Linked DNA regions of Mus musculus: regions 1 and 2 are each linked to region 3. Evidence: chromatin loops called from intact Hi-C (ENCODE). Cell type or tissue: heart. All regions are shown on one strand. Region 1 holds the start of Acsl4 (acyl-CoA synthetase long-chain family member 4). Region 2 holds the start of Nxt2 (nuclear transport factor 2-like export factor 2). Region 3 has its middle 55 kb from the start of Gm25915.

Evidence for each region. A loop is a pair of places that touch in the nucleus more often than their neighbours do. Peaks named below come from ENCODE experiments on the same cell type or tissue, not always from the same donor. Only the 100,000 strongest peaks of a DNase experiment are listed, where the experiment ranks them.
Region 1: it touches region 3 in a loop (5-fold over the local background); 10 of 42 quality-filtered maps call a loop at or near these places.
Region 2: it touches region 3 in a loop (2.3-fold over the local background); 11 of 42 quality-filtered maps call a loop at or near these places.

What each region holds. Positions count from the first base shown.
Region 1 is chrX:142,389,665-142,392,164 of GRCm38, reverse strand. It overlaps Acsl4 (acyl-CoA synthetase long-chain family member 4), which reads left to right and starts at 1,630. Exons shown (of 16, transcript NM_207625.2): 1 at 1,630-1,860. In heart, a CTCF peak has its summit at 1,318; a DNase peak (open chromatin) is centred at 1,614; H3K4me3 peaks cover 1,579 bases; H3K27ac peaks cover 1,524 bases; H3K27me3 peaks cover 738 bases.
Region 2 is chrX:142,227,483-142,229,982 of GRCm38, reverse strand. Nxt2 (nuclear transport factor 2-like export factor 2) reads right to left here and starts at 1,806. Exons shown (of 4, transcript NM_172782.4): 1 at 1,602-1,806; 2 at 373-459. The coding sequence starts at 1,616. In heart, no CTCF peak of the experiment used is centred here; DNase peaks (open chromatin) are centred at 1,502 and 1,652; H3K4me3 peaks cover 1,596 bases; H3K27ac peaks cover 967 bases.
Region 3 is chrX:142,539,426-142,541,925 of GRCm38, reverse strand. No RefSeq gene overlaps it. Among named protein-coding and RNA genes, the nearest start is that of Gm25915, 55 kb to the right of the region's middle. In heart, a CTCF peak has its summit at 1,455 (motif pointing right); a DNase peak (open chromatin) is centred at 1,455.

The DNA of each region.
Region 1 (2,500 bases), 150 kb after region 3:
TGGTACTTTTGTTTTAATTCCATTACGAAACTCTAGGTTTGTTGGAGGAATAGATGGTTTGTTCCTTCAATTTTTTTTTTTTTTGGTATTAACTCTGGGATAAATGACAGGTTTCTGTACACTGTAGGTACCTAGTGGACTATATAGCCAACTAATAATTATCTGTTTCTGGCATTACAACAAGGTCTCATAAAAATAAAGATGACAATTAAGTTTGTTGTTTGAAGTCCTGAACTTTCTAGGTCAATCTTGTGAAAGGAAAAGCACATGAGTGCCTTATACCCAAGTTGGTGGCTCTATTGGAAATGAAATGAGTGCTACAGCTGTAGAACAACATTCAAACAAGCTGGACATTTCTGCTCTCAGCCAGGCACACTAATACTGTCATTCGGGGTGCTTCTTCTTCTTCTTCTTCTTCTTTTTTTTTTTTTTTTTTTTTTTGGCTTTTCGAGACAGGGTTTCTCTGTGTAGCCCTGGCTGTCCTGGACCTCACTTTTGTAGACCAGGCTGGCCTCGAACTCAGAAATCCGCCTGCCTCTGCCTCCGGAGTGCTGGGATTAAAGGCGTGCGCTACCACGCCCGGCAGGGGTGCTTCTTAAAAATCCAAAATTAAAAAATTTCACCAAATCAAAACCCACATCAAAACATCTGAGGATTATTTCTCCAGGTATTCCCATTGGAACAAACATCCCAGATGATTATGACACACAAAGCCTAAAGCACTACTGAAGCCAGCAATGTGAGGCAAGCTATTGTACGTGTGTGTAGCAGACACAGTCATTCTGTAAGAGAAATGAAAAGTAGCTAGTAAAACAGCCGTAACAGGAAGCAAAAAAGCAGCCGGTCATGGAACTGGAAGAATAGAATTTCTTCTGGCAACTTATTCTTGGTAGTTTGTTGTGGCTTATTATTCGCAATTACAGTTTTGTCTTGAAGTCCTGAGATACCTTTTGGAATTTATTACGAACAATAATTTCTCAATTCTTGGGGGGATTAAAATGGCCTTTATCAAGAAGTCTCAGAAGCAATAGAATCTCACGGTACTGCACTGACTTTTTATCAGTTGTGGGCTCTTTTGCTGAGTGACGCGCAAAACCCTGCCTTCAGGAAATATTTCATAAGCCCGAGTGAGCAGGGAATCTTAATACAGCTCAAGGCAACAGATAAAAGGATAGAAGGCTTTGGCTTTCAGGAGCTAGGTTAAGATCTCTCTCCCATAGGAAGCACGAGGCAGTCCAAAGATAGGTATCTAACTAAGGGCAGCTGGAAGATGACCCCGGGGGAACTTTCATCCTGGGTGGAGTCCCGGGTAGCCCGCTAGGGCGTGGGCCAGTTCTGCGGCTCTAGACTACTGGGCGCTAAGCCCTCGTGGGCTATTTTGCCCAGCACTGCGGGAGCGGCATGGTGGCTGCGGGCTCAAGGGAGGCTTTAGGCGACCTGCGACCCTTCGGAAGCAGCCCTCCTCCTTTGCAGCAGCTGCAAGCCCGATCGGGCTCCGCCTTTTTGGCGGTGACGTCCTTAGTGAGCGGAGGCGGGCGTGTGGGTGGGCCGAGCCAGAGGCCGCCTGCGATTCGGCGGGCTCAGCCACACCACCGAGCTCCCCCGCTCCGCCCGCCCCTCCGGGCTCGTCTTTTCCGGGCTCGCGCCGGACCCCGCCTCCGCTGGCTGTCCGGGTTGCGCGCGCGCCGCTGCGGCTCTCTCCCTCTCTCTCTCTTTTTTTTTCCACTGGTCTCCGCGGCTCGCCCCTCCTTGCCAGGCAGCTCCAGAGCTAGCGGGCACGCGAGCTCCTCTCCAGGAGCTTCCTTCCTCTTAAGGCCGGGACCCAGTGGCAGACTCGTAGCGAGCGAGGCAGCACCTTCGGTGAGTGATCCTAGGCTGGGGAGGATGCGGCTGCTGCGCCCTTGCCCCGGAGAGTCCCCTATTCCTGACGTGCTCCCGGATCCTCACCTGAGCCGGCTGGAGGTCGGGGTTTGGGGGGTGGGGGTGGGCGCTCGGCTTTCCGGCTGCGGCCGCTGGCTCATGGAGAGAACCACCGTCACTATCTCCTCTGATGCTTTCTGGGATCCTCCAGAACCCCACCTGGCTCTTCCCTGTACCCCCGCTGTACCCTGAGAGCCTGAGAGAACTCTTCCTCCTGGGGGTACCGGGCTTTGCCAAGACTCAGTTGACTTGAGCACACCAAGTGCCTGCTAGACCTCCAAACGACCTTTAGGTCGCCCCTAGACCTCAGCTCCATTTTGTCCCCTCCCTTGACACTCTGTAACAGGGTCCGGGCGCTCGCGGGTGGTGGTGGCGGCGGCGGCGGTGGTGTCTTTGGTTCTAGAAACAGCTGCTTTCTTGAATTTGGGGAGGGTGCCTTCGCTTTCGATAGATACTCTCTCAGCATCCATACCTTTACGTATGTTAGCAAACAGCTGGATCATAGCTGCAGCTTGTACCCTGTGTTCTTCCCGTCTTTATCTCCACGATCAGTAGGTGCTGTATAGTTAATATTAGGTTT
Region 2 (2,500 bases), 310 kb after region 3:
CTCTATAAGCAACTCGTTTTCTTTTTATATTTTTATTTAAACGTTTTTAAATTTAAATATATTTTGATCATATTCTTTCTCTCCCCCAAGTCCCACCAGATCTTTTCCCCAGCCTTCCAACATGTTTGGGTTTCAAAAAACCCAAACAAAAACTTAATACAACAAAACACTTCCCAAACCAAACCAATAAAACAAAATAAAACAACACCAAAACTGAAAAAAGAACAACAACATAAAAACAATCCACCAAACTGTACTCAAATGAAAGCAACTCTTCAAGAACTTGTGCACCATAATTACATATGCAGGTCAGATAAATGGTATTTTAAAAATAAAATTTAAACAAAGAACAATAGAGACTATAAAACTCACATGTCGTCTTTTGTCCATTGTCTCATAGTAAATATTGACAAATTCCTCGGCAGCTCTACATGCCTGATCCACATAAGTTTTAAAATTCTACGAGAAAATATTCACAAATGTAGATTATAATTCCACCAATCCCCCCTCAAGCACAAAATACACAAAAGAAGTTGTCAATTTATGCTCATCATTCTAAAGCTGCATTTGAATTCCACTCCTATGACATAAATTTGAGTATTAAGATTAAGGCACAAATTTCTGCTTGAAAATCTGCTGCTAGTTTTAGGTGTATGTCTTTAAAACACATTCATCTCCCATCTTTTCATTCGTCACATATGAATCTTGGTTCTTTGCTTGGCATGTATCTGTAACTCGGAGATGTGCAGAGGCAGGGACCCTAGGTGTGAAGTGTGGGCAATTATTGAGTAGGCTAGCAAAGCGCTTCATTTCAAGCGCTTATGACCAAGCTCAAAAGCTACTGCGATTAAAAAACAAACAAACAAACAAAAAAACCAAAAAAAAAAAAAACCTGTCAAAATAGAAGTGAACGTCTAAGCAGCCTCACGGAGACATTTTTCTTACGTTATATAACCACTCACTCGTGTCTGGAAGTGAATTGCAGAACCTAAGAAATGAAACCCCTCAGATCCATTCTCACCAGAGTATCCCTGATGAAGTAACCCTTTTGTGGAGGCAGTTCTAGTCTTTGAAATAAATAAAAACAATCGCCACCCTTTTTCAGGGATCCGGAGCTTTTGCTTGCTCTATCTATCTATCTATCTATCTATCTATCTATCTATCTATCTATCTATCTATCTATCTATCTATCTATCATCTATCTATCTATCTTTAAGCGCCAACGGAAAGAGGGCCACCTAAAGCCACCGGCCACAGAGCTGCATCCTCACACAGGCTGCTGGACTCCCACCAGCCGCTCCATCTCCGGAGCAGGGGGCGGGCGGAGGGCGCGAGCTCCGCCCCAGGGGCTGGCGGGCTGGAGCCTGATTCGCCACTCGCTCATGCTCGCGCCTCCTCCCTTCTCCCTCCCCTCCCCTCCCCCCTCCCCTCCCCTCCCCTCCCTTCCCCTCTCCCTCCCCTCCCCTCGGCTGCCCTCCCCTCCGCTGCCCTCCCCTCGGCTGCCCTCCCCTCCGCTGCCCTCCCCTCCCCTCCGCTGCCCGAGCCCTAGCTTGCTTGCTCCTCGGCCAAGCCGCGGGCGCCAGGAGGTGTCACGCACTCACCACTGCCAAGGCCATCAGGGGGCTGGAAATGGTCTGCTCCAGAGCTGGCCCCGGAGATGTCCGCACTTCCGCGCTCGTCTGGGTCCTTTGGCTGTGGAAGGATGAGATGTTTAGCAACAAAACGAACCTCGCCAATGGCACAGATTTCTCAACCCGCCCATTGTCCCCCGGAAGTAGCTCAGTCCGGTGTTAAAATCACCCCGATGTTCCAACTTTAAGCAGCGTTTCCCTTCAGTTCCGAGTGATCCCGCCCATCCGTTTTAAATTACTTGCAAACTGTTTATTTACCATAAGAGAAACAGATAAACGAAAAAACTAACCAACCTACACCATCCCCCCAAAACCCCAACAAAACAGAAGGGGAGGACCTTGCTTTTGTAAGCTTAATATGGAAAACAAATACATCTCAAGTTCCCAGCTACCTGTCCTGGCACAAGTTAATATTAAATATTCAATTTTGGGTGGGAACCTCTTCACACGAGGAGGCGGGGCCAAAATTTGAAGGCCAACGAGAAACGGGGGGGGGGGGAATCTATGTCCGTAGCCAATAGGAAAAGGGGGCAGAACTTATGGAAAGTAACACCAACCGCCAACTGCACGAGGGCTGAAAAATTTTAAAGTACAGGGGGTGCTGAAAACTGTTTAAAGTACGGCCAGTGGGGTTTAAAAACTGTTTAAAGTTCTAAAATGTTCTCCATTTTGAGCCTTGGCCACTAAGCTTCGCTGGGCTGCCTACAATTTCTCACGGTTTAATATACAAGCATTTCACGGATTCTCGCCACTCTGGGGGGATTATATAACAAGGACTACCCCCCTAAACCCTACGGTGTGTGTTTCCACAGCGTATTCAAGAACAGCAGGACAAGAAACAGTTTAGTAGTGATCACAAGCACGTTTCT
Region 3 (2,500 bases):
TTGACAAATAAATAATAAATTTATAATTTTTGAAAAATTAAAACTCCAGTTAGAAAACGAGTATCTTTTCATGTGTTTATTCCACAACTATATATTTTCTTTGGCAGAATTTCTGCAATCCCAGAACTCAGAGGTAGGAGCAGCATGAGTTCAAGGCTATCCTTAGCTACATAGTGAGTCTGTACCCATCCTGGGATACATGAAACACTGTGTTTGTGATGCTTAGTAGGTGTTTAGGAGTGGCGAGGGACAGAAAAATGTGCTTATGGATGCTAGATTATCCAGGGTCTAGTTATCCATACAAGGGGCTTGAGATTCAGCGCAAACCTATTGGGAAGCCATTGGAGAAGAGTCACATGTCCTGGCTTATATTTTAGCAAATCATTATAGTTGATGAAGCCAGGAGTGGGAACAGGGAGACCAGTAAAGACATCACAATAGTAGACTAATGTTTCTCTCACTGCTGATGTCAGTATAATAAGGAATTCTAGAACTTAGATAGGAAGTGAGTGAAATATTAAAATGTGGGTGGACAAAGGACATATTTTGGAAGTAGAGCTAACAGAAACTCATGGGTAGACATATGACTGTGGAATTCTTAGTTCAGAGAATTTTCTAAAAATGGAGCCAGTTCTCTCTCTCTCTCTCTCTCTCTCTCTCTCTCTCTCTCACACACACACACACACACACAGACAGAAAGACACACACAGAGACACACACACAGAAAGATACACACACAGAAAGACACACACACACAGAGAAAGATACACACACAGAAAGACACACACACAGAAAGACACACACTCACTTGAACTATTCTAGGCTCACAGGAGTCCACATTAGAAGTAGAGATGGGCTGGGTGTTTAGTTTCATGATAGAACACTTGCCTAGCACACGTGAGGTCCTGGGTTCAGTCTTTAGCACCAAACAGCGAAGCAAACTATCAAGTCACAGAGGTAGAGACAGTGTCCTTACAGGCCAGTTACATGCCTGCTCTACCATCAGTCTAGCTTGTAGGTTGGGTAGTAAGTAGTCTGTTATCCCACCTTTAGAAAATAGAAATCTCTTGTTGGGGAAGAGGGGAGTGCAATCGCACACAAGTAACCTGAATACAAGAGGGTGTAGAAGGGGAGAGTGGAGAGAGGAGGAGTATCAACAAAGACAAATTATACTTGAAAACACTATAATGAAATCTAATGTTTTACATGCTAATTTTAAAATAATTAACAATAAAAATTAAGAAAATAGAGATCTCAGGCCATGTAAAATTTAAAAATAAAATTAGAAACCTGTGAGAAATAAATTAGAAAAAAATAAGTTAACTTCCAGGTGGTGGGATTCTGCTGGGCAAAGCATGAGCTGAATTCAAACCCAGCCAAGCATCTTGGAGCCGCATAAACTCTGGGCTGCAGCAGCCACGCTAACGGGTAGCTATGGCCCTGCCTGTCAGTGCTGCTCTGTAACCACTAGGGGGCAGCCAACTACAGAAATTCTGCCTTCCCTTGGATTTTTCTGGGAGTGGCTGATGTTGTGTCAGGAGAAACACGGTGAAATATGTTAGTTTCGAGGAGACTCCTGGGCTTAGAGAACCTGAGACTCAGCTGCTTATGGATCCCACGGAGACTTTGAAGCCCGTTGCTAGGCCATTCCATTGGCAAAAATAACTTATATTTGAACAAACCTCCACGTTTGATCATTCTGTATCTCATTTCTCCCCTTTTTGAAAAAGATTTATTTTTTTTTAAAGTGTAGGGGGTGCATGTGAGCGTAGGTGCCCACAGAGGCCAGGGAAAGATTTTATAAGTGACTAAGTGCAGGTGTTATCAGAGGCCAGGAAAAGGCATTAGTTCCCCCTAGAGCTGGAGTTCCAGGTGCTTGTGGGCTGCCTGACCTGGGTACTTGGAACTGAATTCAGTTTCTTTGCAAAAGCACTAAGCACTCTTAGCTGCAGAGCCATCTCTCCATCCTCAGTGGAATATTCTCAAAGCATTTTAGGGAAAACAACAACTCTCCAGCACAGTCCAGGTCACTCTGGGGTAATTTCATCATGGTCTTGATTGCTGTTTGTGCCAGCACAAGAACAGAGTGTATAATTTATGCACCATTCCCTTAGAGTCGCTGGAACTCAGTGTTTCCAGTTTCATTATATCTGAGCAATTTCAATTTAGTGAGTTCTCTTATTACTCTCACTGGAGGCAGTATGAGTGGAGGTGAGGATACAGGCTGAGTTGGTGATTGTAAGAACATTAGTGCAGCTCCATCCATGCTTGGCTCCAGTGCACTGGGCATTACTTCGGGATGGTCAACAAGCAGCCTCTAGGATTCCTAGCTTTACGGAGCAGGTCAGGCCAATTCAAGACTAGCAGAGTAGCACGTGAAAGAGTATGCTAATTTCCAGATGGAGGGGCCTAGCTGTAATAAGGCATGACAGAAGAAAGAGACAGAGGGGACAGGCAACCTTTAATCCCAGCACTCAGAGTCAGAGGCAAGAGAATCTTA